Regions from separate parts of the Homo sapiens genome. Here region 2 is linked to region 1. Evidence: read pairs that join two places in POLR2A ChIA-PET (ENCODE). Cell type or tissue: HepG2. All regions are shown on one strand. Each heading gives the region's core, and the rest is flanking DNA. Links, peaks and the distances in the headings are about the cores only. Region 1 overlaps LOC105373585 (a long non-coding RNA gene). Region 2 has its middle 15 kb from the start of LINC01101.

Region 1 (15,697 bases), core at 2,965-10,964:
ATGTGGCTCAGACCAGCCACCCAGGAAACAAAATGGGGAGCGTTTGTCCACTGGGTCGCGTTCATGGGCAGAGCACACCGCACTTCTGGGCTGGCCATGCACAAAGGCTGAGGGCTGCAACATTGGAGAGGCACCAAGGGTGGTCACAGGCAAAGGGCCGTCACCTCTGCACAAAGCTGCTGCAAACCCACACGGAGCCAGTCTCCCTTGAAGTGGTGCCCAAGAGGTGTCTGAAACATCCTATAAAATCAAAAGCCCTGCACCCCGGCACACAGTGAGCTCGAGGGCACAGATTCTACCATAATCAGCTCTTCGGCACCACTGAAGGGAGGATCTCAACAAATGTTTGCTGAAAAAGAATGAAAAGCTGATAGAGGAAGGCACAGACAGGTTAATGGTTACCTTTGGGTGGGAGGTTAAGGGCTTCCCCCGACCCCATCTCTCTGTATTTCCTATGCTTTCTCTAATAGAAACGTTCTTTTCATGAGGAAAACATTGTATTTTCCTGTTTTAAATCCCCTCAATAATTTCAGAAGGTATTGCAGAGGAAGAGTGAGCCTCTGACAGATAAATGCTCTTTTCTCTCGAGTGATCTGATGACAAAGTCATCCACAGAGACTGGTGTTTCCCACTGGTCATTTTGATCTTAGCCAGCCGGTTGTCATAAATAAAAGGGCCGTCCCTCGCAGCCCAGAAGACAGGCCATGGGTTGAATGCTTTTGTTCTTTTTCTGGGAGTGAGGGGTACTGTAGACTGAACCAGGCACGTGGGCTAGAGAGGAAAGAACGCTGGCTTCAAAGCTGGCCAGGCTCTACTCCTGGCGATGCCCCCACCAGCCGAGTGACCTAGGGCAGGCATACAGCCTCTCTGATCCTCCAGTTGCTCTTCTCCAAAGCAGTTCCCGGCAGAGCTGGAGGAGGATCGGGAGCGAAGGGGCCTTCCTCACCCAGTGGGGCTCAACAAAGATCAGTTCTTGTGCCGTCCTTCCTGGTTTGTGATCAGACCATGCGAGGGAAAGCCGGCCCTGACAACTGCCTGCGGTGGGGAGCCAGGGAGGACAGGGCAGTGGGCGGGTGCAGCAGGCACAGCAGCCAGGACTCCCAGTGCCCGGGCCTGGGCCCATCCCCTTCACTGCATGGAGCACAGGTCAAGTGCCAAGTGTCCCGCGATGACCATTGATCACACAGCCCAAACAAGCCCGAGATTTGGTTTTATTTCTCCTCTGGAAATTTAAGGACAATAGCAGTCTCTTCCTTAGGAAACTTTGGAGTGGACCAAATCACATGTGCGTGGCACTTGATTAACAATGGCGCTACAAGGGAGTGTTTGATGTGCACCAGGGACTCTCAGCGTTTCAGTCCTCACCATAGACCTGCCAGCCCAATAGGAAACTGAGGTGGACAGCAGGGAGGAGAGTAACCTGTCCAAGGCCACATGGCTTAGTGGCTCAACTGGGAATGAGACCTGGTCTGACTTCAGAGCCTGAGCTCTGATCCCCTACGCTGTGAGTCTCTGGACACGGCGGTGCTGCTTGTTTATTTTTGCAGCGGGGTGCTGTTGTTGCTGACACGTCTGTGCCCATGTAAGGCTGGGCCTGCTGCTTCTGCTGGAGCTGGCCCTTTAAGCCTCCCGGGTGTGGGGAGCCTGCCCTATGGTGCAACCCTGTTCCCTGGAGCTGGCGGCATTACTGCTACAGTAAGGAATGTCCCTGGGGAGATTTAGTGCCTGGTGATAGACATGTGGGCTTGATTTACCCCCGCACTGCTCCATTCAGCCCTAGGCAGGCAGTGCACCGGGGCAGAGTTGGTGAATAACTAGAGAAACCAGAGGGGTGCACAGGGTGCTGGGCGAGGGGGCACGGAGCCCGCAACTGAAGGGCACTTTTCTGTGCCAGGCCTGTGATCTCAGCAACTACTCAAAACAAGCCTATCAGGTTACACATCCATTTTACAGAGGAGGAAACGGAGGCTCAGCGAGGTGAAGCCACCTGACCCAGGGAGTAGTCAAAAGAACTGAGGAAATCTTTGCTTACTGCAAGGAAGGGCCTCCTGGGACCATGGCATTTGTCTGAGCCTCTGGGACCAGGCCCTGGGGGCTCCGAGCCACTATCCCAGCCCTGCCAATCTTCCTGTCACCAGAATCCAGACCCTTCTCACAGGGCTCTCAGTTCTGCAAGCCCCCTGTTTCCAGTTAGTGAGAGACTCCCTTTATCAGCCTTGGCAAGGAGCCCTTCAGTCTGCCAAGCCCACCCCTGGGCCCTGGCAGGGTCTCTGGCAGGAATGGCTGGAGGGGCTTCCCTTTCTGTCTTCCATGCCGTCTGGGGACCTTCCCACCTCCTCCCCTTTGTCCTTGCTGTCTGCCGTCTGCCACCCCCTCTGCCCATCCCTCCTGTCCTGCCCAGGTGCCGCCTCTGCACAAGGCCTTCCCTGACTGTGCGCTCAGGGCTCTCCTCTTCTCTCTGGCCTTAGTGCCTGGTGACTGCACAGGATGGAGAGCTCAGCTCTGGCCTCTGCGGTTTTGCCCTCATTTCTGATCTCTCTCATCTGGCCACCTCCCCAGGAGATCTCAGGAAGATACCCTGCCAGGGCACCTTGAGAAGTCAGATGGTGCCATGGGCTCTTCCTCGCCTCCCAGCACCTGCCCAAAGCATCAGCCGGTGAGGACCTTAGCGCCCCAGTGCCCTCAGCTTCAGCAGCTGAAGGAGGCTGCTGGGCCTGGAGGGGAGCAGAGCTGGGCCAGCCAAGGGTGCGCATTGTGTGGCTATGCAGCCTGGGTGTGTCACCGCCTGGTACGCCCAGATGTAAGATGAGTGGGCTGACCCAATTCCTTTAATTCCATCCCTTTAGGAGACTGAGGTTCAGTCTCCACACTGTGCTCATTAAGGCAGGAAGGAGGGAGCTGCTCATGGCCCACAGTGGCCTATCATTTGGAGTTATTGAGCACAGACTGTGCCTGAGTTAGCCACAGAGCCCTGAAGGTGCTCCCGCCCCCCGGTGTCCTCATGAAACCTTGAGTTTCACTCATCACGGTGCTGCTATTGCAGATACTCTACTGGGCGGATGCCACCTGCCTGCTGCTTGCAGGATCGTAAATGGGCAGTGCCCAAGCAACAGAGCAGGTAAGCAAGGGAGGACATCCCCCGATTCCTCAATGGAGGAATCACCCCTTTCCCAGGGACACTGCAGATCTGGCTTAACTGGCCCTGGCGGAAGAGGACCTGGGATCCTTGATTCATTCACAATGTATCAACAATGCACCACATCTGTTGTGTTTGCTATTGCTTCTATTGCTTCCACTGCACCTGTTACCATCAGTATTAGTTCCCATGGGGCTACTGCAATGGTCACTGGATGGGAATCTGGAGACCTGGGTTCTAGGCTAGCCTCTGTGTGTCCTGAATTATTCACGTCACCTTTCTGTTGTGTTTGTCAGCACCCTCTCTGTTATAAAGAACAAAATCCCCAATAACACATTTCAAAAAGAGAATTTGTTGGTCACATAATTGAAAGCTCCCATAGTCTTGTGGGCTTGAGGTACAGGTTGACCCAGTGATTTTCGGAAGCATCAGGCTCTGGTGCTATTCTGCCATTCCTTTTGTCCTTCCTCCTGCAGTATACTGGGCTTTCTCCCTAGGCGCAGGCCCTTCAGGAGATCAGAAATACCTGCAACAATCCCAGGCCACATCTTCTCACATCCCTGATCCTGAGGAAGAGAGGGCCTGACTCCTCTCACTCCTGGCAGAAAGGATGCCCGTTGGGCTAGCTTAGGTCTCAGGCTGGTCCCCAAATCAATCACCATGACCAGAGGAACAGAACGTGGGGGTTGGCTTAGCTAGAATCAGAAGCCCACCTCTAAGACGAGGTGAAGTGGACTTTCCCAGGCCACATGGAGCAGTTAGGGAAGGCGAAGGTGGTTACGGATGGAGAGGATGCAACACAATTTACTTTGTTTGATTTTGGACAAATCAGTTACTCTTCCTGTCTCTACTTTTTCATTTACAAAATGAGAGCATTTGTCCAAAGTCCGTTTTCTTTATTTTTAAAAAGTATTTCACCTACCAAAATCAAAAGGATCCAAAGTCCCTTCTAAAGCTAATATTCTGAGACTGCCCGTCATCTTCATCTTCCGTGCTGAACCACTGAGACCACAGCAAGGGCCATAGCTTGCCTCATGCTGTCCATGAAGAAAGGGTTTCCTGGGCAAAATACTGAGACCAGGTCTTCACCAGCAAACAAGCATTGGTTGTGTTCTCGTTCTGTGCATGTGCACATGCTACTGCTGTGAAAAATCCTCGGAGGTATAAGGCCCAGTCCATGGAATTCGACAAACGTTGACTGGGTACCTACTGTGCACAGTGCAAATTAAACATAACAGTGACATGGTCCAGTTGGGAGATCTCCAGTTGCAAAGTCCATTGGTGCCTCCCAACAGTCCTGCGAGGTGGACAGATGACAAGAGAATAAGACAAAAGAGAGAGAGGCAAGAATGGCTCACGGTTGGTACGGCCATGACTGTTCTACGTGTTCAGGGGCAAGGCCGTGGCTCCAGGCTTAAGTGATTATGAAGGGGGAGTCACTTGAATGCACTTTGAAGGCAGGGCTGGCTACATTATTTGTGAGGCCCAGTGCAACGGGAAAACATGAATCCCTACTCAAAAAGCAGGAAAAAGTGCCTCTCAAGGTACTAACATATAAAGCTTTTTTCTTTCTTTTGTGGTTTCTCTCTCAACTTGTGATGTTTGTTTTGTTTGTTTGCTATTTAATGTTACTCTAGGTAAATAAAAGTAAAAACTAAATTATTAGTAAAGTTAAACTATTAGAATACATTTTACTCTTTATCTTTATAGTATACAATGGCAGTTTTAAATGCAAATATAAAAACATTTAACTCCTATGCAGAATCACTAAAATTACACACTTTGTATTTCAAAGCATATACAGCATATGTGTTTTGTTCTCACCAGAACAGTGGAAACAGTAGAATACTAACTCGACTGTTTTTATTTCACTTCTTATTATGCACACATTCTACCAACGCTCTCCACCTCAGCTCGCTGATGAGGAAGGAAAGACGTCAAGGAAAAGGAACTGCGGGTGGCCCTGTCTTTCCCGGTCCTTCCTTGTCATCATTTCCAGCACAAGTGGTTGCTCACACGGGGAAGCGATGCAAGGAAGAGAGGATATGACAGGGCTCCTTCATCATGTGTGTTTCTCAGAATGCCACGGCCTTCTGTCTGCGCTAGGAGCAAGTTCTGGTTGGAATGGAAAGCGAGACCTTTCGCAGTTGCCAGCGCCCCCCGTGCTCAGCTGCAGGAGTAACTCACTTCTCTTGTACTCAGTGAATGTCGCTGAACTCTCCTGCATCGTGGGCTCCCTGGAGTTCTGTGCTCTGGGGCATCACAAACGCTGGAGGTGAATGCAGCAGCCAGGAACGGGTTTGTGCGGATCTCCTCTTCTCCTTTGCAGGCCCCAATATCCCATTGGATTTCACTCCCAAAACACAAGATAAAAGATAAAATTATCAAAGAGTTTCAAGATGGCAAGATCGGAGCAATCAACCGAGCTTGGGATCCTTCTGTGCATAGGGCCCTGTGAAACTGCTCAGGTCCTATGCCCGTGAGGCTGGCCCTGTCTGAAGGACTGGCAGGATGTGTGTGGGCAGAAAGAGAGGACAGAGGGCATCCCAGGCAAGAGGGGCTTCAGCAAAGACGCAGGGGTAGGAACATTCCTGGAACACTTAAAAGAGAGAGAGGGAAAGCCTGGTTAGGAATGGGGTCCCGTTGGTGAGCATGGGCCAGGAGAGAGGCTTACCATCTTGGAAACTTCCGTATCACTCCGCTGGGCCTGTGGACCCTGAACATGTGGCTCCCGTGCCTCCCCAGGCCTGAATCAGCTCTGCCTGAGGCTCCCCGCACTGTTTCCCCACTGGACCTTTCACGCATGGGTGTAATTATTTGTTAAATGAGGGCCAACTGCACTGGACCCCACGCTCGTTGAGAAAGGAGTAGATGCTGCTCTGTGTTTCTGAACCTCCCTTAGTGCCTGACATTATGGAAGGAAGAAAGAAGAGCTCACTCCTCAGGAGTTACACTTTTTTAGCATGGGATTCAAGTAGCTGATTCCTTAAGCTACCAGCAATTTCATCTTGAAAAATGACCTAATTCTCTAGTTTCCCATTAATTTAGACTGGCTTTCTCTTTGATAGAACAAAAGAGAGCCGCACCTCGTCAGAAGAGTGACTGCAGATGCACGAAATGAGTGGGCCTTTCTGCCTATGGGTGACATCATCTTAAAGCTTTAGAAAAGTCACAGACGTGGCCGGGTGCGGTGGCTCACACCTGTCATCCCAGCACTTTGGGAGGCCGAGGCAGATGGATCACGAGGTCAGGAGTTCGAGACCAACCTGGCCAACATAGTGAAACCCCATCTCTACTAAAAATACAAAAATTAACTGGGCGTGGTGGCGCATGCCTGGAGTCCCAGCTACTCAGAAGGCTGAGGCAGGAGAATCACTTGAACCCAGGAAGCAGAGGTTGCAGTAAGCCAAGATCCTGCCACTGCACTTCAGCCCGGTTACCGAGCAAGACTCCATCTCAAAAAAAAAAAAAAAAAAAAAGAAAAGTCACAGACGTTATGCTCCTTCGGTAGTGGTAGTGTAAGCGATGAGATCTGGCAAGGGCAAAGAGGATGACTGGATGGATTATAATAAGGCAGATAAATGTGGAAGATAAGACCCCAGACCCTAGCGTCTTTCCAGCTCTGAAATGCCTTCGTTCTCAGTGAGGCTGGTTGAACAACTATGTTGTTGATTCAGGTTGGTTTCACATACCTCTGAGAGGAGAAGAAAGAAATATTTCTGGGCTGTTTGGTGAATGCGTTTCATGGATAGAGAGAGGGCAAAGAGGGACAACCTTTACAGATTATATATTGGCTTAAGTCTACTCACCACCAAGCAATTGGCTAAAGATGTCAAGTTTTCCTGGTTCGGTTTTCAAAGTTACATTGCAGAACAAACATTTAAATTCCTGGTGGATTGTCTCCCGGTTTCCCTCCAGATGTTTGGTGTGGTGTAGATATCACAGTAAATAAATGTGTTTAAAAGTCTAATAAATTAGGCTAGAGGGTGTGTGGGGGAGGGGGGTGCTATTTTGCTGTGGCCCTGGGACAAAGACACAGTGGGGATCAAGAGGTTCCTTGCACCTTCGGCTTGGTAGGTATGGCGGGGAGTGCTGTCAGCAGGCTCGGGAGCAGTGAGGTGGTGTGGTGAGGAATGCACCGGAGAGGCTGACACTGCCCGAGCTGTCAGAATTCACATTGCCGGAAATGCAGGAATGAGTGGAGAGGGGGCTGCGGGGGTGTGTGTACGTGGGAATGTGCAGAAAGACAGTGCGTGTCCTCGTTGGCGGCGGCCGTGGCTGGGCTGGAACTGAACAGGGCGGGAGGCAGGGCCCAATCCTGGAATCCACTTGTCAATCCCTGGCTCCAGATGTCTGCACTGGGGGATTGGGGCTGCCTGGATGGGGAAACTGACAAGCTGTGGTTACGTCACCGTCCAAAGGCCTGATTGACTCATGCCGCCCACTAGATGCCTTTTATGACTTGTGGCGCTGGGGCCAAACGAATTTGCACGGTCATGTGTTACTGAGCAGTTGAGGGGGAAAAAAGTCGCTTTTGGTGGTTTTAACTGTGAGATTAAACATTCTTCAGGAGGACAGCAGAAAAACAGGCTGGGAGATTAAACGAAACAAACCCAGCTGTGTTTGGGGAGTTGAACGCTTCTCTTCCAGTCTCCTACTCTCAGAACAAGATCAGGTGAGGCGCAAGACATCTTCTCTGGGAAGGTCCCTCTCTGCTGGGGAGGCAGAAGCTGCAATAAAAATGACACACACTGATGAAGGTTGGGACCTGGGGAATGTGCCCATCTGCCGCGGGAGCTGCCTCTGTTGTGCTGCCGTCTAGCTGTTTCCCAGGGTCATTTGCCAGCTTTGATATCCCAGAGGGAGTTATTTAAGTTGCCACCTTTGAGACAGGTGAACTGTCGCCTCATTTATGACTGACTGAGCCCCAAGCTAAGGTGCCTGTCGATCAGGATCACTTTTTCATACACCCAGGGCCTGTGGCTGAGCATAAGTGTGTCAAACACCTGTAGGCCAGAGCTGACTGCCCGAGGGAGATGCTGATCGGGCAGGCCTGGGCTTCATGAGTTTAGCCTGCCTTCTGGTAGCTAGAACCTGCCACTCTGCAGCTGGGAAAACTGAGGCCCAGAAGGAATCAGGCCTTACTCTAAGAACCACTACATAATGGGCGATCCAGACTTTGGACCTGGAAGCAAAACTGACACTGCCCTACTCACTAGCCATGCGACAATTGGTTAATCCTTCTAAGTCCATTTTCCCATCTGTTAAACGGGGGTGATGATGATACTAGCATCTTCTTGGGGCTTTCCTGTGAAAGTTCAATAAAGATTCATATGTAATGGGTGATTTTCTGAGAAAAATTCGCATCTTAGCCTTTTTACTGTTAATGAATTGTTCTCTGGGGCAGCTGGGCATCTGAGTCCCATGCTCCAGCCCCTAACAGCCTGTGGGTTTAAGGGCTTTAGGGTTTTGGGACCCAAAAAGGATAATTCAACCATGGAATCCCAAAAAGACAAGAAATGGAGGCTTTGGTATACCAAATGAGAGAGAGAGAGAGAGACAGAGAATATGTGTAGCTCAGCTCTATGGGGCTGATGAGGAAGGAGGACAGAGATATAACAGGATGGGCCATGGGACCTGGGACTTCCAAATCCATAGCCACTCAAGTGGCCCAACCTATGGTGGAAAAGACCACCTTGGTACCTGGGACTCATGAGTCCAACCAAGGAGGCCCCATAGCCTGCATGAGGTCCCTCTAGCTGGCTGGCTTCAAGGAAGTGTGGCCAACAGCAGGAGATGCCCTTCACAGCAGGGGCAAAGCTGAGCTGGGCAGGAGGCCAGGCTGGCAAACCTTACCCCAAAGATGCCTGCCAAACATGCCCAGAGAGGGGACACCACTGCCCACTATGCAGCAGAGCTTCCTAATATGCCTTAGGGCTTACGCAGGGAGGGAGGGAGCATCAGTGAATGACTGACATTGTCATGTTTGCCCAGCTGTATCAATGGGGAGAAGGTCTGGAAACAGATATAATGGATTAGATAAATCGATGTGACATTTCTTACATTCAAGCATCATGGATAAATTCACCTCAGAGTCTAGGACACACTAGCCTAGGTATGCCCTGCAAATGACTATTAATAAAGGACTGTTAAAAATGGACTGGCAACTGGGTGCAGTGGCTCATGCCTGTAATCCCAGCACTTTGGGAGGCTGAGGCAGATCACCTGAGGTCAAGAGTTCGAGACCAGCCTGGTGAACATGGCGAAACCCCGCCTCTACTAAAAATACAAAAATTAGCCAGGCGTGGTAGTGGGTGCCTGTAATCCCATCTGCTTGAGAGGCTGTGGCAGGAGCATCGCTTGAACCCGGGAGGTGGAGGTTGCAGTGAGCTGAGATCATGCCACTGCACTCCAGCCTAGGTGACAGAGTGAGACTCCATCTCAAAAAAAAAAACCAAAAAACAAACAACAAACAAACAAACAGAAATTGTAGTCATGCACAACCCTTAGGCTGCTTCTAGTTTCGGTTGATGAGTGTAGCTCCTGTCAAAGTTTGAAGTGAGCGAGGGCTAGCTTCTTCTCCAAACCTCACAACGACGTGAGAACGGAAGCAGTCTCTCCAAATTCTGCCACATGGAGACATTTAGAAAACAAGCATTCATTCACGAGGAGCCCCAAATGGCTGTATAAACTCCTGAGTGCCACTGGTGGAATCCGGGCCCTCTGCCCTTTGAGGAGCTCCTACTCACTTGCATGTGCTTATCTGCAACAAATACAATGTTCCTGGCAGGACTTCTTTGTCCCCACAGGCCTCTTACTCAACATTAGGCAAATGGAAGTCCTCCCAGGTGAAGGACTACACCCAGGACTGACAGGCATCAAGCTTCGGGCAGCAACGCCACAGGGCAGAGCCTCCAGGCCTCACTGGCTTCCTACACAGTTCTTGCAGCCCTGCGAAGTGTCTCTAAATCACACAGGCCTTGAGTACCTCGACTTTCACCAAATGGAAGCTTATTTCTCATGTCATCATGCTGCTTAACAGGCAACTATTTTTACCAAAAAGAAAACACACCCTCGAACACCCATTTCTGACATTCTCTATGATTGTTGGCCAAGTGTGGGGTGTCGATGGAGAAAACAGAAGTGGGTACAGTCATCATTCTGGTGTGGGGGCTTCCTCATGAGATTGCCACGCCCACCTGGCCTGGGACGTGTGGTCAGTGACTCGCAGCACCCACCTGTGGCTTAATTTTTTTTTTTTTTTTGAGACAGGATCTTGCTCTGTTGCCCAGACTGGAGTGCAATGGTGCAATCCTAGTTCACTGCAGTCTTGAACACCTGGGCTCAAGCCATCCTCCCACCTCAGCCTCCCAACTGGCTGGGACTACAAGCATGTGCCACCATGCCTGGCTGATTTTTAGATTTTTTTTTTAGAGACAGGGTCTTGCTATGTTGCCCAGGCTGGTCTCAAACTCCTGGGCTCAAGCAGTCCTCCCATCTCGGCTTCCCAAAGTGCCGGGATTGTAGGCGTGAACCACTGTGCCTGGACTGTGGCTTAACTTAAGTGGCATTCTCCAAGTATCACATTGGAGCAGGCCCTCCAAATGTGAGGCAGAAGTGGAACTAGAGCTCTGGGCCTGAGCTGGTGGTCCCTTAATTAAAATATAAAATAAGTTAGGAAACAATGCCAGGTTCCTTTTCTTTTGGTATCTTACTGCTCCCAATTAGCTTACGAGCTTCTTAGGAACAGGGCCAAGATTTTCAGCCACATAATGCTAGATGCATTGTATTTTCTCTTTCTTGAAATATTTATTAAGTGGCTCTTTGGATAGTGGAAAAGTTGGCTGAAAAGACATTTTGGGAAATGAAGGCCTCGATGGCCAGGTTCAAGAATCTGGATTGCATTCAGGGGAGCCAGGAAACCAATGAACCCTTTTGAGAAGGGAAGTGGCTTGATCAAAGGGATGCTCAACAAGGAGCACTTAGCTGACCAAGCAACCATCCAAGGGCACCCAAGTCCACGCACGAAGTCATGCTTCTCCCTGGCCGTGCTTCAGTCAAGCTGTTGATTAAGAACAGGGGCTACGGCATATCTATTGTATGCCAGGCACTCTGCTAGGAGTCTCAATTCCCAAGGCATCTGAGTGAACCATCCTCTTCCCATTTTCCAGAAGAGGAAGCCAAGGCTGAGAATGAGGAGTGACGTGCTCAGAATCACACAACAGGAAGGGTGGAGAATCTCTGCCTGGCACAAAGTGCTTCTTTCTATGTTCTGCCTCGACTTGTCCCCAACCCAAGGGATTCTGAGCTGCTCTGGAGGTATCTGGAATAAGAAGAGACAGATGCAGAGCAGGACAGTTCCAGCTCTTTCTTGGGAACAGCAGTACAGAATGCGAAATGCTTTCAAGCAATAAAACCCGTTATCTGTGCAGAAACCCATCTGTGCTAAGGAGAATTCCGCAGGGATTATTGTCCCCTGGAGACAGGAGAAGCCATTTGGTGGGCTAAAGCATCAAGACAAGACCTTGGCTGATTATAAGTCACATTAGACAATTACATTCTTAGCTCCTGGGAGTAATGATGGCTGGATTTGCTCTGATTTCTTCTTGTTGCAAAATAATGCCTGTTTAGGATATTTTGGCCTTCTGTGTAATAAACCTGTGTATTGGATTGAGTCGAAATATTTGGCACATTAAAAATTACTTTCAGTCAAGGTTTTTTAAAAGCCCCATTTTTCTGTCCACATTCTCCTTCATTCCAGAGACCCTAAATGTACTCTATGTGGAGACTGATTAGTCATCCCGGGTGTAGGACCAGCTCTGGGGCAAACAATTAGGGTTTTCATTTTACTCTTTCATACCCACCATGTTGTGAGTGGGGAAGAAAAGCAGGACTGAGGGATGTTATGGCTCAGGCTAGCTATGTGTGCCCTCTTTATCTCTGACCTTGGGAAGCCCACACACTGCAAAGAGGCCAGCAGGGATCTGGGGACAGGCAGACTTGGATTCTGATCTCTGCCCTGCCTCTTCCTAAACCTGTGACCTTGGGCAAGTTGCTCAACCTCTCTGAGGACTGATCTGTTTCTCTGTAAAACAGGGCAACTAATTGAATTCTTAGGGGATTAAACGAGGCAATGGATACAAAAGCATTGTGACTGTTCAGGAAATGTTAACATGTGGCTGGTAGTTGACAACTTCACTGTTGAGGAGTTCCCAGTCCCCAGCCACAGAGACAAGATTAGCAGAGATTATCTCTCATGGGGCAGAGGAGAATATGGGGGGAAATATGGGCTTTGGGGTCACCCAGACCTAACTTGTGCTCTCCTATCTCTTTGTCCTGAGCCGTTACAATAGCTCTCAGTGCCTCTCTTTTCTTATCTGCAAAATGGGCTTATCATAATACATGCCTGGCAAAATGTGTTAAGATAGCTCATGCCTGAGAGCCAGGTTTATATTAAGACTTTATTGGATGGCGACAAAACTGGTGCCCAGCAAGGGGGCCTGCCAGATAATTCATCAGGGTCCCAGGCATTATCCATGGACAGAATATATTCTCTCACACGCACTTGTCTGCATGGTTTTGAAATGTAAACAGAGGCTATTGCAATAAATGAAATAAATTCTTGCCAAGACACTAGTGAATTCATTTCCTCTCAGCCAATGGATTCTAAGAGGCCGAAAAGGAGAAGTGAAAATTTTGTTTTAGCACTACATAAGGCTTCTCGTACTTGCAGCCAAAGAGGTCAGAGATTTGGTCCCAAGACCAACTTAGAGTCATGTGTGACACTGGGATTCAGAGGCTAGTTGTGGGCCACAGGGAGGAAGCTGACCCCTGGGCTCACCCAGCCCACCCACTCACCAGCTCTCCTTTCCTTCCTGGGTCCCTTGGGGAGGAGAAGCCATCCACCTCATGGAAAGTGCTTTAGAGGCTCCTCTGTGGGTGCCCTACTCTGCACCCTTTGCGGGGACTCTCTGCTTCAGTTCGCAGGACAACCTTAATAGCTAACTGCAGAGAGGACTGAATGGTTAAGTAGCTCCTCCAAGGAAGCAGAGCCAAGTATCAGAGGCCGGTTTCCATCCAGGGATTGAGAGAAGAATCAGGAGCACATAGGCTGTGGCAGTAAAAAGCAGATCCCAAAGACAGTATAGGGCGGCTCGAAAGGGGCCTTCCTACATAGCCACCACCACGTGCTCCGGCGCTACCTCCAGGGGGCTGGGCGCAGCTGGAGGACACAGTTCGGCAGCTTGCTAGAAGCCTCCAGCTCTTCCTTTTCTGTATCCTTCAGGTGACTGTGGAAGGCTGGCCGTGCAGCCTGCCATCAGCCTGGCCTCAGCCGGGGAGGGGGACCTTTCTCCTGGAGGCCACAGAAACACTGAGGACCTCTCAGCTGAGAAGGTCAGATGGAGGTGCTGGATGATTGGAGGAGATCAAACTGATGAGGAAAACGCAAATGGCATCCTTCAGGAGCAAAAGCTGTCTCCTCTTTTACTTCACATGTCCACCCAGCAGCTCTATGAGTTCTGATTCAGCATTGCACTTACCACCCACCCTCCCCGCCTTTTACAGAAAAGGAAACTGAGGCTCCGAGGTTGCGGAGTTGCTTGCTCCAGCTGATGACAAAGGCAGGTAAAGCCAGGGCTAGAGTCCCTTCCCAGCCCTCCAAATGCCGTTAGCGCCATGATCCTACAGCCTCCTCAAAGTCCAGTCAGGCAAACTCTTGCCCTTGTTTCCATTAAACACATATCTTCATCTTTTTCGTACTTTTAATAATAGCAGGAAGTAAATCTGGCCATGTAATGTGAGAAAGGTAATAGTCCCAGGTCAGGAAATCCTGTTGCTTGGAGTCTCTTGGGAATGTTAACTTTCCCACTCTCACCCTACCGGGATCCTGACCTCCTGCACAGTTGGCTTCCTCAGGCAAAACTGGGCCAGAAATTCTGGGCCGTTGGCCAGAGTCAGACCTTCGTCCTCTGGTAGCGTCCGCTGGAAAAGAGGAGGCGAGAGTCACCAGGAGGCTGGCCCCACTCGCAGGCCCTGCCCTCTGCCGGTGGGTCCTATGGATGACACGAGGCCGCACTGGGCTGGAGAAGAAGAGAAGCTCCTGAGACACGCCCACTCTGCAGAGGGAGGCAACCGCACAGGTAATCCATCCTCTCTAGGCTTTTCTGTTCCCGTGCAGTAAGTGAAGTGAAGCAAGGTGAAGAAGTGAAGTGAGCATTCAGGACATGAATTGGCACGTGGTCGGTGCTAGAGGAGCTGGCAAGGTAGACTCTGGTCTCTTCTGTGGTGCTGAAGCTGGGGAAATAAGGAACAATCTCATCCACAGGCCAGGCCTCCGGCGTGCTCGGGAGCTACTGACGGAAACTCCTAGGGAACTTCCCTTGTGGAAAGAACGTAAGCTCCGCCCACTCGGGCAGCTGAGGCCATTGATTCGTTCACTCATTCGCTGGACTATTTCTCCAGCCCATGATCTTATTTTATAACAAGTACAACATTCATTCATTTTTACACATAATTACCTCACTTATTCCATGGAAGAACCCTGCAAGTTTGATGGTTGTAGCATGCAATTATCGATGGTTGCTCATGCAATTATTCATTCCTTCAACATGTAGCAATTGAGCTTCTTCAAATTGCCAGGCATGGGCAGGTGCCCAGAACACAGGCACAGTCCCAACCCTTGAGGAACCTACAGCCTGTTAGGAAGGCAGACCCTGATAAATAAACCATACAAGAAATTAGATCATTACAAGGCCAGGTGCAGTGACTCACGCCTATAATCCCAACATTTTGGAAGGCTGAGGCAGGAGGATTGCTTGAGCCCAGGAGTTCGAGATCAGCCTGGGCAACAGAGCAAGACCCTATCTCTAAAAAAAAAAAAAAAAAAATTAATTAGCCAGGCATGGTGGTGTGCCTGTAGTCCCAGCTAGACATGGTGGTGTGCCCGTAGTCCCAGCTACTAGGGGGGCTGAGGCGAGAGGGTCGCTTGAGCCAAGAAGTTTGAGGTTGTACTGAGACATTGTCCTATGAGACCCTATTCCTAAAAAAGAAAAAAGAAAGAAAATAGTTAATTACAGTGACAAGAAGTGCTTCAAGGGAGAGGTGCTTGGTGTTAAGTGAGCCCCTAACAGAGAGACCTGATGAAGTCTGGGGTCTGTGAACACCTTCTTGAAGAGGTGACCTGTGAGCTGGGGACTGGCAGGGGCTTTTTTCTCCAGTCTGGCACAGATCCCACCTGGGTCATTCATCCAGCATCAGTAAATTACATCACCCTCTGGCCCCTCTGGGTGCTGTGTTTGTGCTCCCACTTTATCATCCCATTGTGGCTGTCCTTTCTTTCGAGGTGCCAAACTTAGCTTGGATTTAGGGTTGTGGATGTGGTGTCTATCCTTGGAGGCAGATGTCTGTCTCCCAGACCATGATGTCTACTTTCTAAAAGTTCAGCACCTGGTTCTGATGCTCCACCAGGTTTGGGAATGTCTGCTGCAGAGATCTCAACCTCCTCTTCTCATATGAGTCCCCAGCAGAATGATAAGACACAGTTCCCATCCTCCAGGAACA
Region 2 (15,697 bases), core at 3,877-11,876, 65 kb before region 1:
TGATGTATGATGCAACTGCTGGAGCGAGGGCCTTTGGAGAGAGGGCGTGTGTGCACACGAACACGCACACACATGAGCTCTCTTATGTCCTGGTCATTGTGCAATGAGGGTGTGTATCACAGGCAGACAACTTTTCTTGCACACTTCAGCACCTCCTGAAGCGAATATTTTGTTTGCTCGGCTTACCAATGGGGTGCCGGGAAGGCCACTGTGCCCCTAGTTGGTGTGGTACCCTAGGCCCAAGACAGGAACTTGTTTTCCTGAGAGTCTGTGCAGGCCAAGTGCAGGGCTAAAGGCCTTCAAAACTCTTACCTGAAAGAAACCCAGGACCTATCTGTGGGTAGCAGTTGCAAGCCTCATTTTACGTATGAGGAAACTGAGACTCCCAGAGCCCAGAGGACCTGCCTAAGGTGTGCGGTGGAGCAACTGCTTAAATCCTGCCAGGCCTGGCCCTCTATGCTCTTCCACGTGAACTTGAACCTTTGTTAGGTGCTCTGCCCCTCATTTTCCCAGTCAGCAGGGCTGGCTCATCTTCCCCTCCCTGCCAACCTCACAGGGCGCTTTAAGATCAAGCAAGATGAGGTGTTGGCAACACGGAGACTGCAGGAAGCATGATGCACGGATTACCTGAGCGGGTTTGAACTGCTGTTTGGGAGCTTTATGACTGAGATTACTCATTCTCCTTCCTTTTTTGTTTTGTAACAACTTTGTATCTTTCACTCACGGCCGTGAGAGTCTCCCCTCTGGCCTCTGTCGTTACTAGTAAGAACTGATGTCAGAGCCCGGTTGGGGCAAGTGGTCAAGGGGCTTGGCGGAACTGCTCTTCTGCCCCCCAGGTACACACTTGCCTTTGCAAAAACAACTCCCTATTTGGCAAAAGGCAGTGTTTGCCCTGGGACAGGGCCTTGCAACCCCATGCCAGGCCCTGTTTATTCTGGCATAAGCCACGGTGGTGGCCAAGCGCTCTGAGTTTATTGAACTTCCTGGATTTCTTATCACATAGCCTGCTCTGCCAGGGAGCCGGTGAAATGCTGATATGTGCCCACGGGAAGATATTAAGGGGGCTGCAAACACCACCCCTGTCCCCCGAGGAGCAGGCAGCTCTGGGCAGGGCTGCTGGGGCCAGTGGGGGGACGGTTGAAGGGGTAGGTCAGACATGGGGATAAACCTTCCCTCTCCTTAACCTTGCCTGAACCTAGGCTCCCCATGGCTGAATTCCCGCCCCTGAATTCTTGGTGGTCTCTCCCTGTCCAGCCTCCACACCTTTGCCTGGGTCTTGCCTCCCATTTGGATTTCCTTCCCCAGTCTCTCCAAATGAAATCCTACCTGCTTGGTAAAATAAAAGAATGACGGAATGAGCTTCGAGGCTGGGACTGGTAGGTGACGGACTGTGTCTCTCCTACCACATTTTCCTGTGCACTTCCCTGCTTGTAGGCATGGAAGCTTAGGGGCTCCTCAGGGAGCCTCACGGAGCTCGGGAGAACTTCACACAACACTGTGTGGCTGCAGAAGGCTGGGTGGCGGTTGCAGGAGTGAGTGGGTAGGGGAGGGGCTTCCAGGGTCATGGGTGGGAAGACCCTTGCTCGCACCCTAACTCCCAATCTTCCGGCACTGTGGCCTTAGGGAGTGGCCCCACCCAGGCTTCCTTTGCCTGAGTAGAATGAGTTTCATGGCAGCCCTTTCTTCTTTTTTTTCTTTTATTTATTTATTTATATTTTTGAGATGGAGTCTCGCTCTGTCGCCAGGCTGGAGTGCAGTGGTGCAATCTCAGCTCACTGCAACCTCCACCTCCCAGGTTCAAGCGATTCTCCTGCCTCAGCCTCCCAAGTAGTTGGGATTATAGGCACGCGCCATCATGCCTAGCTAATTTTTTTTTTTTAGTAGAGACGGGGTTTCACCGTGTTGGCCAGGATGGTCTCCATCTCTTGACCCCACAATCTGCCCGCCTTGGCCTCCCAAAGTGCCAGGATCACAGGCGTGAGCTACCGCGCCTGGCCAGCAGCCCTTTCTTTAGAAGGCTTACTGTCTACGAAGCACCACTGTGAGAGTGGCAGGTATCTTTTATCAGAGCTTATGTAGCCCTAAGGGGACTTCAGAAAAGTGGTTGGGCTTCAATAGCCTTTGCACTGTGATTGCACTGTAATTGCACCATTCCTAGTAGAATACAATTCCTGAGTCTCCTTCCTGTGCCTATCACCCAACAAACCCACCAGTTGCTATTGTTTATCCTCTTTGCAGGTGAGGAGATTCATCGAGATGATGCCAATGGCCCCAGGTCACACAGCTGATGGTGGCAGAGCAAGGGTTCAGCCCAGGCTGGGTCTTTCCTCCCTGCAGGCTGAAGGAAGTTCCTTCTTCTCCACGCCACAGGTCCCTCTTGCTGGCCAGCAGTTCCCCAGCCTGCCTGCCCTCCTGTATCTGGGGGCTGTGCTAATGTGGAGTGAGTTGAGGCCTACCTTAGGGTCCCTGATCATTATCTGTGTTCTCTTGGTTCCTGTCATGTTTGGGAAGACCCTGTGATTATGTAGTCCACTGTCTTCCTCCAGTTGCAGGGCACAGCCATTGACAGACACATCAGCACCTATATCTGAGGGAAGGAGTCTCAAGCCAAGACCTTTGATGCCGGGGAGCAGCAGCTCCAGGTTGGGTCCTAGAGTGGCCACACTGGGAATTCAGGCTCATTGTCAGAATAAGGAAAGGACGTGCCGTGGGGAACAGAAAGAGGGAGGGAGCAATGATGAATTAGTTCCCACTGCACACAGGCACTGCGAGGATTCATTATGGTGCCGTCTCATTCCATTCTCTCCACAACCTTGTAAGAAAGGTCTTGATTTGATCCCCATTTTGCAGAAGGGGAAATGAGGCACAGAGGAAGTGATTTTCCCAAAGCCACACAGCTAACATGGCAGAGGTAGGGGTCAACCCAGGCCTGTGACAGCTTTCTGATTTTGCCAGGGCATAGTTCCCTACACTGGAAACATGGTTATCAAAGGGACTTATCTTCAGGCAGAGCTAGAAGAGAGGTCTGGGGAGAGAAGAGTCATTGTTCCCATGAGTCAGGGGCCCTCAGCTCCAGGCCAGCAGCCAGTCTGGTCCTGGCAGCTCCTGCCACCCACCTGGTATGGCCAGAGGCCTGAAGGTGCTTCAGCGAGGTTAGTCAGCCCAGGTGAGTGGCAAGCAGGCACCCATCAGGAGGTCCGCCTCCACCCCCTGCACTTCTGATGAGAAAACAACCTAAGTACTGCATCTGGCCTCAGTCCTGAGCCTCCGCCCAGGGTGCATTACTCACTGCCCCACTGGACCCGTCGCCCCCCTGGGAGGGGCCGCCAGTTCGGCTGGCCCTGTGGGCCATGTGTCTACAGGGGTTGTGTGGAGGAGGGGCTGGGCAGCACCCAATCATTCATATCCCCTCACTAGACTTTATGGGGACCCAGGCATTCAGCGACATCAGGCTGGGCCTGGGGCACCTCCAGCCTTGTATATTAAACAAGCATAAAGTTATTTGGCTTCACTTTAGAATTAAAATTATGTTCTGTAGAGAAAATTTGGATGAAACAGTGAAATAAAATAAAGAAAAATAATGTACCCCAAGATAAGAACTGGGTTCATTTCTTCCCAGACCTCCATACATGTGTATTGGGTGGTTTTGCATAGTTGATGCGATCGTCCCCTTTACTGTGGATGGAGTGCCCCCAGCTTCCCTGGGCCTCATTCATTTACCTGCACCTCAGCCTGAGACCTGTCTGACTGCAGAGCCCAAGTTCTGTACATACTCTTATAATTCCAAGTTTTGTACCTAACATCTCATCAGAGGTATTTCCTCTATGATGAGAAATTTGTGTAAACATCAGGTTTAACATCCATACGTTACTCCCTTGAGTGACAGTTCCACACATACAAAATCCCGCCCCTGGGGCTGGACACCTTAGTTATTTCTAATCTCTCACCATTATAAGTGCACTGCGATCAATGACTCTGGCTACATATATGTATTTCGGGTTCTTTCCCTCAGGCAGCTGCTTAGAGGTGGGATTGTGAGATCAGAGGGTAGGGGCACCCCATTTGAGTGCCTGATTTCACCTGGCTGGGCAGACCAGCCACAGCCCAGCCCCACCCCACCACCGCTAGGTGAGTGAGAAAGTGGCTTCAGATGCTCCCCCTGGCCCAGTGTGGAGCCCCTGTTTTGATGCTGAGCACACAGCTGTTTTTCCTGGGGAGCAGGTGTGATGCCATCTGCCATGCCTCTGGCCTATTTGAAGACAAGTCTCAGAGAGGCAAAGCCACTTACCCAAGGTCACACAGCCGGCACCAGAACCCACAAAACATGGCATCTCACACAGGATTTGCAAAGCACCTGCCACTAATTCTTTGGACTTTGCAGTGGACTTTCCTCTGGGGCTCAGGATCCACGTGCACTGATGTCCTTCCTGCAGCATCTTGGGAGGTTTCCACCAAGGCTGGGTTTTGGTCCACCCCCTCCTCTGGCCAGCCTCCTTCTGAACATACTGCCCACCTCTGCCCATCACCTCCTGCTGGGCTGCTGCAGTAGCCTCTGCCAGCTCCACCTGTGCCCACTCTTGCTCTATTTCCCACTGAGCAATCAGAGTGACCGTCACAAAACCCAAATCCCACTGTGCCACTCCCCTCTCCACTCCGAAGACTCCCCTGGCTGGGTGTGAACAATAAACTCACCTGAAAATGTGCAGAGGAGGTTCCAATCTGGCAGCATTGGATTCAGCTCCCAACCTGTGCTAGGCACAGGGCTGGCATTACAGTGAACCAGACACAGACATTAGAAGGAAGACTGGATTCCTTAGCCTAACTTACCAGCACCTGCATCCTCTGTCCCCTGCCTCATCCCCTGTGGCCTGCTGGGCTCCAGCTCTTGGCCTCTCTTGGGCCACTCAGGCAGCCAAGCCCTCTCCACCTCACAGGCTTTGCGGTTCCTTCAGCTTAGAATGCTCTTTCCCTCTTTTCCTCTGGCTGCCTCCCTGCCTCCCCAGAGTTCTCTGCACACCCAGGCATCCTCTGCACTATTTTCATCAGCATCCCACAAACACCTGTCCCACAGCTTCCCCAGGAGGATTCTCAGCCAGGAGCATTGGAGGTTTTGGGAGAGAAGGAGTTGGGGGAATAAACTTACTGATAATTTTTCTGTGTGTGGTAAATATTTTCACATTTGGCTGGGCACAGTGGGAGGCCTTTGGGAGGCCAAGGCGGGTGGATCAGGAGGTCAGGAGTTCAAGATCAGCCTGGCCAAGATGGTGAAACCCCGTCTCTACTAAAACTACAAAAATTAGCCGGGCGCGGTGGCAGGCCCCTGTAATCCCAGCTACTGGGGAGGCTGAAGCAGGAGAATTGCTTGAATCTCGGTGGCAGAGGTTGCAGTGGGCCGAGATTGCACCACTGAACTCCAGCCTGGGCGACAGAGTGAGACTGTCTCAAAAAAAAAAAAAAAATTACTTTTGCTTTAAAAATCCAACAAAGGCATCACACCCAATGAGGAGAGTTATGGGACATGGACATGTCTAAGTCAATAACAGCTGTTAATTTCCACGGATTATCCCCAGATGACTGGAAATCCTTCCAGATCTCCTTCCCTACAGTTTCAACAAGACCTTTTTAAATTAGTTACTTGGCCGGGGGCGGTGGCTAGCACCTGTAATCCCAGCACTTTGGGAGGCTGAGACTGGTGGATCACCTGAGGCCAGGAGTTTGAGACCAGCCTGGCCAAGATGGTGAGACCCCATCTCTACTAAAAAAAAAAAATGCAAAAATTAGCAGGGCGTGGTGTTGCGTGCCTGTAGTCCCAGCTACTCGGGAGGCTGAGGCAGGAGAATCGCTTGAGCCTTGGTGGCAGAGATTGCAGTGAGCCGAGATCACACCACTGCACTCCAGCCTGGGCAACAGAGTGAGACTCCATCTCAAAAAAACAAAAAAGAAAATTCACATTTGCTTTATAAATCCAACAAAGGCATCACACCCAAAGAGGAGAGTTATGGGACATGGACATGTCTAAGTCAGTAACAGCTGTTAATTTCCATGGATTATCCCTAGATAGCTGGAAATCCTTTCAGATCTCCTTGCTTAGTTTCAACAAGACATTTATACATCAGTTACTTGACCGGGGGTGGTGGCTCGCACCTGTAATCCCAGCACTTTGGGAGGCCGAGGCAGGTGGATCACCTGAGGCCAGGAGTTTGAGACCAGCCTGGCCAAGATGGTGAGACCCTGTCTCTACTAAAAAAAAAAAAGCAAAAATTAGCAGGGTGCTGTGGTGCATGCCTGTAGTCCCAGCTACTCGGGAGGCTGAGGCAGGAGAATCATTTGAACCAGGAGGCAGAGGTTGCAGTGAGCCGAGAGCAAGCCACTGCACTCCAGCCTGGGTGACAGAGCGAGACTCTGTCTCAAAAAAAAAAATTATAAAAAAAGGGGGCCGGGTGTGGTGGTTCACGCCTATAATACCAGCACTTTGGGAGGCTGAGGCAGGTGGATCACTGGAGGTCAGAAGTTCAAGACCAGCCTAGTCAACATGGTGAAACCCCGTCTCTACTAAATATACAAAAAAATTAGCCAGGTGTGGTGAAGGGTGCCTGTAATCTCAGCTACTTGGGAGGCTGAGGCAGGAGAATCGTTTGAACCCGGGAGATGGAGGTTGCAGTGAGCCGAGATTGCGCCATTGAGCTCCAGCCTGGGCAACAAGAGCAAAACTTCATCTCAAAAAAAATCATATTAAAAAAAATTAGTTACTTAGTGAGCTAAGAGGCCTTTTTCCTCCTGTGTTTGGTCTTCTGTGAACTGGACCCACTAACCGCTACCCCAAGTCCCTCTGTGGTCCCAGTGACACAGCTTGGAAAAGCTCTTGCCAGAAATCTGACTTGAAGCCATCTTGCTGTGGACAAGGCCTGGACCTCCACTGCAAGGTGGCCATGCCACTGACCCAATCCCTCAACTGGCTCTTTCACTGGCTACCAGCTTTTCAATAGCTGCCTTCCTCGCACCTCTGCCCCCTCCCAGTTCACATGCAAAGGAGTTAGGAAGCCAAACTCCTTTTTCTGTCCCTACAGGGCTTCTTGAGGCTTCAGTGCAAAGAGCTCTTCAGCTGGGCCGTCCCCTTTTCCTCTCTGCTGAAATCCTCGCCCTCTGCTTTCCTCTCTTCATTATTATCATCAGCAGAACAGAAAGGTGAGTTAAGCCACATGTGCTGAAATGTGGTGTAAGGGGGGCATCGGTGCAGAGAGGGATGACGGCTCATATCTGCCTCCTGAAAACTGACTGGCTGCCAGGCTCCAGGGCAGGAGTCTTTCTTCATCAGCCTAATGACAGAAAAACATTTTTTAAGGAAAGGAGGGATCACAGTGGACAAGTCAGATCTGCTGCTGTGACCCTGACCAAGGCCAGGCCTCAGGGAAGGACAGTGAGTCTCCCGGGGCAAGCTCAGCACAGGGGAAAATGGCAGTGATCTGGAGTCAGCCCCAAATCTCATGGTCAGGAAAGAGCTGTCACCACCCAGCAGGGGATGAAAGAGAAACCCATGCAGTGCCGGTGGCCCATGCATGAGGGAAACGTGTGTCGAGGCGTGTGTGTGTATGTGTGTGTGTGAGAGTGTGTGACAGTGTGTGTGAATGTGTGAGTGTGAGTTGTGTGAGTGTCAGAGTGTGTGAGTGTATGAGTGTGTGAGGGTGTGCGAGTGTGTGTGAGGGTGTGAGGGTGTGCGAGTATGTGAATGTGTGTGAGAGTGAGAATATGTGTGTGTGAATGTGTGTGTGAGTGAGAAGTGTGTGTGAGTGAGAGTGAAAAGTGTTTGTATGTGTGAGAGTGAGAAGTGTGTGAGAGTGAGAGTGTGTGTGAGTGAGCGTGAGTGTGTGTGACGGTGTGTGAATGTGTGTGAGTGTGTGAGAGTGTCTGAGTGTGTGTGAGTGTGTGCATGTTAGTGTGTGTGATTGTCAGTGTGTGAGTGTGTGTGCGTGTGAGACTGTGTGTGTGCTAGTTTAACACTGTGCAGTCCCAACTGCATTGATCCTCAATGACACTCAGCTCAGCTGTTTGGCTCTGGAGGCCCCACTGCTAGCTGTGGCACCAGCTCTTGATGCCTGTGACAGAGCAGACACACAATCAATATTTGTACACTGACAGCCTGGGCAGGTTTCTGTCTCCCGCATAGGGCAGGGGCAGCACGGCTAGTGGTGGTGTTCCCCTTTTACTGTTAGCAGCAGTGGCCCCCAAACCCAGGGCCAAGGGTGCATGGGTGTCTGTGCCCTGCTCCCCAGGACTGGTGGTGGGGAACTGCTCCTGCTAAGGGCAGGTGGGCAGCAAGCAGTGCTTAGGTGGAGTTCTGGGCACGGGTAGGCACCCCTGGGAGCTCTGATAGACATGGGGGAGAAGACCCATAAGAAGCCTGTGCCGCCTGTAAATCAAGCAGAGTCTTGGAATAGTTGGGGCCTTCATGGGACTGTGGCCTCGTTTGGCTGCCCCAGCTGATCTGGGCATGCAGTTCCGTTCATTCAGCAAATATTTATTAAGCTCTAGCCAGATGCCCTAGAGAGCTATGGTGAGGCTTAGAGGAGGTGACATGGTGGCAGCCCCCAGCCAGGGCCAGGAACGTGCATGTTTGCGTGGAAAGGCATGCTGCCCACCAGAGCCATGAGCCCATAGGCCAGACGCTCAAGAGAGGGTTGGAGACAGGGTCTCACTGCACCACCAAAGGAGCTCTCCACAGCTCCCTTCTCTCCTCGGACCCATCGCGGCTACAGAATCGACAGACGTGAGCCTTGGCCAGGTGAGAGCGCTAACGGAAGAGGCCAGAGCCTGACCTCTCACAGGGTCAGAGTCCCCCCATGGCCTTCCTACTGTAGACTTCTGGTTCCATCTCTCTCCTTCAACTGCAGCCAGCTTCCCGGACAAAGGGCCCTTCTCGGGGAATGTCCACATTGCAAAAGACTTTCACTGTCTCCAGTCCTGCGTTGCCTTTGCCCCTGTTCCACCAGACACTGGAGTGCTTTCTCCCACATGTCTACTACAGAACAGCCTGTGTTTGAAGACCTCCAAAGACAAGGAGCTCACTACCCTCTAAGCACCAGGGGACACCAGGCGTTTCTTTCTCTTTGAGTGTAGTCATCCAGGTTGGTATTCTCATGAGAGTGGCTGTCTCAAAGGCCAAGCATGCAGCGAGAAGATTGGGGTGGATGGGAAGCTGGTGGTGCTGTGGGAGAGGCCACAGAAGACAAGGAGAGAGGCTCCAAGTCAAACCCCAGGGAAAGCCACTCATCTGACCAGCTGGGGGGGCCTTATGCCTAGGACACTCCGCCACAGACCGCCTGGTATCTGAGTCACCAGGGTGGGACTTCCTCGGGATGTGGTGTGGGAGTGGGATGGGCTGACTCTTCTCAGCCCCCAGCACAGCACACGCCTGTGCACACACCCAGAACACACTTGGTCATGCACAGGCCATGCAGGAGGCCGAAGGACAAATGGCGGTAGGGTCTACTGTGCCGAGAAGGCCTGAGGCATCAACAGAGCCAGAGCTATCCTGCTCTAGCAGACTTCGCAGCATCCACGTGTGTTGACTGAGCAGTGGAGAGTGTTCTCAGCTTCTGACAGTCTCTAACGAGTAAGGGAGGTGAGCAAATTTAATTTCAACAAACAAGCGATTGACCTTAAGAGCATTAAGGTAAACAGGACCCTGGATAAGGAAGTCTCCCATTCTCCTGCTGGAGGTGATGGGCAGAACCTACGACCGGGAGGAGCAACTGGGCACTTCTGGCTGCCTTTCTACTTGACCTTCCCTTCACAAATCCGATGGGCAATTTTGTGAGGAGTCCAGATTTGTTCAGTGGCTGCTGGAACCTGGCTCTGTTAATGGTTTCAAGGACTTTGCTGAGGTCAGGGCTGCTGTATAGGGCTTGTGAGCTCCTTCTGGCCCCATAGGTACCAGGCAGACACAAAAGTCATGCCTGCCATTCGGGGATGGGAATTTAGATTCCAAAGTCACCTTTAAATAATCCTTTGTGCCACACCCCTCACCTCGGCTCTGCCTCTGTCTTAGGCTGTCCGTAGGCAATGTGGTAGTGCAGGCTGCACTCACGGAAGCGTGAACTTTGGGGTTTCGGGAACTGCGTTCGAATAGAGGCTCCCTTACTTATTAGTTGCTTGCTGGGCAAGATTTCTCATAATCCCTCAAAGCCCCATGTCTGTGACTGCAAATGGGAATCATAAAAATGCCCAGCCTGTGGGCTGTTAAAGGAAGCAAGTGGGATCACACATATGAGAGCCCCCACCCAGCTTGGGTCTCCACTCATGCTCCAGCAGTGCTGGTGCCAGCCCCTGGCCCAGGGTGTCCTGCAGACACTCCTTCACTGGCATCCCTGGCATCCCTGGATCGTGGCAGGGGGTTAAGCCCCACGCTGTCAGGCCGGGCCACCTACCTGGCCACATGATTCTGTACCTGCACCCGAAGTGCCCTGTTTCAGCTCTCTAGACAGCCTGAACCCAGCATGGTCTTCACGCCCACCAAATGGCTTTCCCTGAGAAGAAGCTGGTGCTCCAGAAGCTGGAGGCTCCTGGGGCCATCAGAGCATGTCCACCCCACATGCTCTCTCTCCCTGCGTGGGGAGGCCATCATCATGGGGAGGTTAATATATATTGGGATACATGTCTCCCTCTCCTTGGGAGACACTGGCCCAAGCACTCTGATTCAACTCAGGTCAGCATTACTGAGAATACTTTTAATTGTGTACCCAGGGCTCAGAGGAGCCCAGAGGAGGAGAGAACACAGAGTCCACCTCGAATTTGTAGTCTCCTGAGCCAGATCAGTTCAGCACACACAAAACAGAGGGCAAGATAATGTTCCATTACCAACTTCATGGGCACTGGTGGGTACAAGTCACAAGCCCACATTTTCTCAGTGTTGAAAGGTTGGAGTAGCTCAGAGGTTTTAACGTCTCATTCCCCAGGGCCCCTGGGCTTCAGTAGGGTGGGCCTCAGGGGAGACAGAAGAGTCAATCGGCAGGGATAAGATCCCTCACTGCATAATTTTTCAACCAGAATGGACCGACAGCTATGATTCCTTTATTGGGATATGATGTTTAATTTTCTTGGGAAACAAGTGTGGGAACCACTGGATTAGTGGAGCTCTGAGTTCTCTGAGTCTAGAGTTCCTATCAGAGAAAGAGCATCAAATGTGCTTTGAACATAAGAAAATTTCACTATCCAGGAGTAAAAGTGAGAGTGGTGCATGTGGTGCAGGGGAGCCAGCCTGCCCCAGGACAGGCAGCATCCTTTCCACCATCTGTGTGACTGACCCCCTGTGCTCCACTGGGTAGGAGGCTCAAGGCTGCCTATGTCTCTGCATCTGGGGTGCAGCTCTTTATGCAACCTGGCCCCTCACTGCAAGCAGCCCCTTCACTGGCTGCTCCATGGAAGACACAGCAATGGGCTCTTCTGCTGCAGAGAACGCTAGAAGGAAGGTGCCTCTGGGGCCCCTTGCCCAAGTTTTCAGGCCCATTCTGGCTAAGAATAATCTTTATTTCTTCTACTTCACTGTATCAAAAGACAACAAAAGATAGTGCAGTGATAACGCTGTATCTTAGTTAATATGGCATGTGGAAGCGTGCATACTGTGAGCGCTTGATAAACACAGCATGCGCCCTCTCTTTGTCCCCACAGGGGCCAGGGTGGCATTGCTGAGAAAACAAGGGCACTGTTTACCAAATGAACACCTTGGCAGCCTTGGGCTCCTCAATGGCTCGTATCATTTCAGCCGTCTTCAAACAACCCCATGAGACAGGAAACTTTTAGATGAGGGAACTGAGGCTCAGGGAGGGTAAGTGACTCGCTGAGGTCATCAGAGCCTGCATCTGACCAGGGAGTGATCCAAACCCTTGCTCTTTCTGTGATGCCCCCCTGGCTCTCTCAACATGGCAGGGCTGCCCATCTGAGGATGGGATTAGGAGAAAGCTGGGCTGCGGAGAGGTGAGGGTTGGATCCCCCATTTGCATTCTGGAGTTGAAAGTTCTAGAAGGTTGGGGTGGGGTCAGGGTAGAGCCAAGCTCTGGAATCCAGGAAGTGGCAATGCAGCTTAGAAAATCCCGGGCAGTGGGCCACAGCTGGCAGCAGGGACTCGGCCCAGGAGAGGCAGGCCAGGGGCAGACGAGCCGGCCTGAGAGGTCTTGGCAGCCAAAGGTCAGGCAGGGCAGGGCACAGCACCACCTGAATGTTGGCCCACAGCGAGGGCAACTTTGATCAACTGGCACCTGCAATTCTGCAGCTGAATCATCAAATGGGGGAATTGACAAAACAATGAGATGCCCAACGGAGCTCAGCAAGTTAGGGGCAGAGCCCATCTCCTGACCTCTCCTGAGCTCTTCCTGCAGCCCCCACTGTCCCCAAGGCTTCTTGTGCCATGCTTTGAGTTCTCGTGTTTCTTGGTGAACCCTCCTGTCGCTCTCTCTCTTCTGGCATATGGCGTGACTCATTTCTCCACCGTCAGCACGTGCAAAGCAGCCCTGCTCATTCTTTTCCTGGTGTCCATCCTGCAGCTCCCAGCCCCAGCATTTACAGAGAAGCTGTTCAATAAACACCATGCATTGGGTCCATGTGTGTTCTTACGGTTGTCGCCTGCCCTGCTGATATCAGGTCCCTGGAGCCAGGTACAGATTCTCAAGTCAAAGGAGGGTGAGGAAGACAAGGTCCCAAAGGCAGATTCCAGGGATTCGAATCCCAGCATAGCTATCTACATGTGAGCCTGGACGAGCTCCGAGACTCCAGGGAGCTGCGTTTTCCTTCTGCCGAGTGGCACGTGTGGCGCGAGTGAATGCGTGAATAAACAGAGAGCCTTCCAGGAGGTGCCATTCACTGTGGCCTCATAGTGGCTTTCGGGGAGCTGAGTCTTCACACAATCCAGCCACCTATGGTCGTGATGTGCTGGTGTCTCTGGCTCTCAGGGGGTCCTTAGGAAGCGCGAATTGCCAGCGTCCCTCCCCATCGCCTCAGCAACGTGGTCAGCTCCGTCTCCCTCTCCTGCTTCATTGCTGGCTTTGAGCTCTGGGACCCCAAATTTCTTGTGGCCCCAACACATGCCTGCTCACACCATTCCCTGGGCCTAGAGTGTCCTCCTCTCCCTCTGTACCTGCCTCTCCCTCATGCATCCTTCCAGCCAAGCCCAGTGATCCATCTCCAAGGAGGCCTCCTGACATCAGCATTGCCTACCTGACCCTTATCCTGCCAGAGTCAGAGAAATGGCAGAGTGTAGGTTGGTGTGGAGAATGTGTGTTGTGTATGTTCATACGTGTGTGCACGGTCATGTATGTGCGTGTGCTCTGTGTGTGTGTGTGTGTGTGAATGTACATGTGTACCCGGGTGCAGGGTTGGCCCAATTCTCCTCAGCCTGACTTCCTCCTGGCCGGATTATTTTGGCCTTCAGCTTGAGCCTCAGTGACTTCCCGGTTCTGTGGGCTTCCTTCCTCCTTCGGGCCCTGTCACCTGGCAGGACAGGTTTTCATCCTGGCCAGGTGGCTTTAGCAAGGCCAGGAATCCAGCCGGCCTAGCAGGGGCCCAGGATGATCCCCTGGCCAACTGCTCCCTTCTGGAGCCCCCACCCTCCCTTTCTCTTGCTCTCCTTCCCTGGGCCTGGCTTGAGCAAGGGGAGCCATCGCCTTCCATTCCCTAGGCTTGGCCTGGGCCTGTCCACCCCTGTTCCAGATCAATGACTGACTGTGGGTTGAGAAAGCTGTCTAGAGGGGCATGACCCCAGATACAGTGTCAGGTGGGGAGGGTCTCTTTTCCAAGACCACTCTTCCGGAGCTCAGGGAACAAGCCAGAGAAGACGCTAATGTTTCTCTGCATGGGCCGTGTGCCAGGCATCGTGCTAAACACTTCACCGCAATTGTGACATCTGGTTCTCACCATGGGAAGGGGGCCCATCCGTAGTCCCATGCTGAGGACAGGAAAGCACCTGACGCCTGAGCCTGTGCTCAGGATCCCAAAGCCATGAGCTCATGTGAAAACAGGCCATTTGGAAATTGCACAGCAGTGCCGGGGAAGTGACAGTCAGAGGCCACACTGAGTCATCAGGAACTCCCACATTGCCCTCAGGAGCCAGATGATGGCTGATGGCACTTGTGAAGGTGTAACTCTCCTGGAGGTGCCCCCTGTGGAAGCCGCCAGGGAAGACGTTACGTGGGAGTAACAAGGTCACTTTTCCTCACCCCTACAGCTTCAGCTCCCAGATGTTCTGTCCTGCTCCTTAAGATTAGCTGAGTCACAAGTCAGTCCCCCTAATGTGATGAGCCCTTCCTAGGACTCGGGGACTGATGGGCTTTTAAACCCTGGGTGTGATGCTGTGACCAGAGATGAGAAGTCGAGTGTCTGGCTTCCAGCTGTGATCTGGCAATGTTGAAGCTTGAGTAGGTAATCCCCTCAACCACCTGGACCCCTGTTTTCTCACAGGTAAAGGAGTGACCACAAGAGTTGCTGTTCCAACTGCAGGCAGGGATAGTTGTGAATGGCAGATAAGAGATGATGATATGCCACACGAAGGCCTTAAAAGGAAAAGCACAGTGAGAGACTTGGTATCATCGTCAATTCTCAGCATTATACGCAGCACCCCTGCTCAGAGCCTAAGGAACACAGCAAAATGGACGAAGACGTAAGTAAAGTCCCTGGTGCATGGCAGGCTCACGGCTGGCCCTCAGTAAATATTGGTTCCATGCTCTTCTTACCTCTTCAGAACCTCCTCAAACTAGGGGTAAACAAATGCCTGGCCTGCCTGACGGCTCCCAAAAGAGGAGCTGATATATCACATACTGTTCCCGCGCTGGCCGGCACCTCAGGCTCCCAGAAGCATCTCTTCCTGGCAGCCGGGTTTGGACCACGTTGTGATCCACGGGGGCATGTGCTACCTGGGGCCATTTCCATGCGTCTTTCCAGCCCAGGCAGCCACGAGCATGAGCTCAGGTCACCATGCTGGCCACCAGGCCCACCCTCCCTCTGAGGTCTGTGGTGTGACGATGTCTGCAGATGTACAGTGTCATCCCTGGGGATGCCGTATGGGTCCTCAAACCCTTAGTCCCCAGAGCAAATAGGTACACCCAGCAAGCCCTCTGTTTTTGCTCCACGTCTTTCCAAAGAGGTAATGTCTTTCTCTTTCTCTTTCTTTGCATCCTCAGTGCAAATACCAATGGTAACCATTGAACCCAGGCTCTTGTTGTCTGTGTGTGTATGTGGGGATGGGGGCATTTTCTTATCAAGATCAAGAATTGTTTTTAAGATGGACGCTCCCACACAGGTACTGTGGACTGTTGGTTGTTTGGTTTGGCTGTGTGTGTGCTGTGTCCACCATGGATCTTCCTATTCTTAGAACCTAGTGAGTGTTTTCAGAAGTCCCAGAAGACTGGTTTTGGAATTGTTCCTGACTTTTGGGCTTCGTGGGTGGGAATCACCTTGAGGGAAGTGATCCTTTCCTCTGCTCAAGTCCCTGGCGCGCCACTGCTCTCTCCTCAATGTCATGTGCTCCCCTTAAACCTGTGGGCTGGACCGGGTACCTAGAGGAGGCAAGGGCAGGCTCTCTCTCCAGGGAGCATCTCAGGGTCTGCCTCCTGGGCATGTGCAGATGGACACACCTTCATCCGGAGGCAAACAGTGCCTGCCAACAGCAGGTGCCAAGGGCATTGGAGTTCTTGGTCTGTAAGCAGGGAGTGGG

The links. Peaks named below come from ENCODE experiments on the same cell type or tissue, not always from the same donor. Only the 100,000 strongest peaks of a DNase experiment are listed, where the experiment ranks them.
Region 2: POLR2A ChIA-PET joins it to region 1 with 12 read pairs; 2 of 35 experiments call an interaction of 5 or more read pairs at or near these places.

What each region holds. Positions count from the first base shown.
Region 1 is chr2:120,538,894-120,554,590 of GRCh38, forward strand. LOC105373585 (a long non-coding RNA gene) reads right to left here. Exons shown (of 4, transcript XR_001739681.3): 1 at 15,584-15,697; 2 at 14,656-15,176; 3 at 12,995-14,431; 4 at 4,983-7,866. Among named protein-coding and RNA genes, the nearest start is that of LINC01101, 80 kb to the left of the region's middle. RefSeq lists enhancers at 4,618-5,817, 12,970-13,119 and a silencer at 14,134-14,263. In HepG2, for the core only: a CTCF peak has its summit at 7,919; DNase peaks (open chromatin) are centred at 4,068, 4,398, 6,838, 7,538 and 2 weaker places; H3K4me3 peaks cover 783 bases.
Region 2 is chr2:120,473,155-120,488,851 of GRCh38, forward strand. No RefSeq gene overlaps it. Among named protein-coding and RNA genes, the nearest start is that of LINC01101, 15 kb to the left of the region's middle. In HepG2, for the core only: no CTCF peak of the experiment used is centred there; DNase peaks (open chromatin) are centred at 8,077 and 8,917.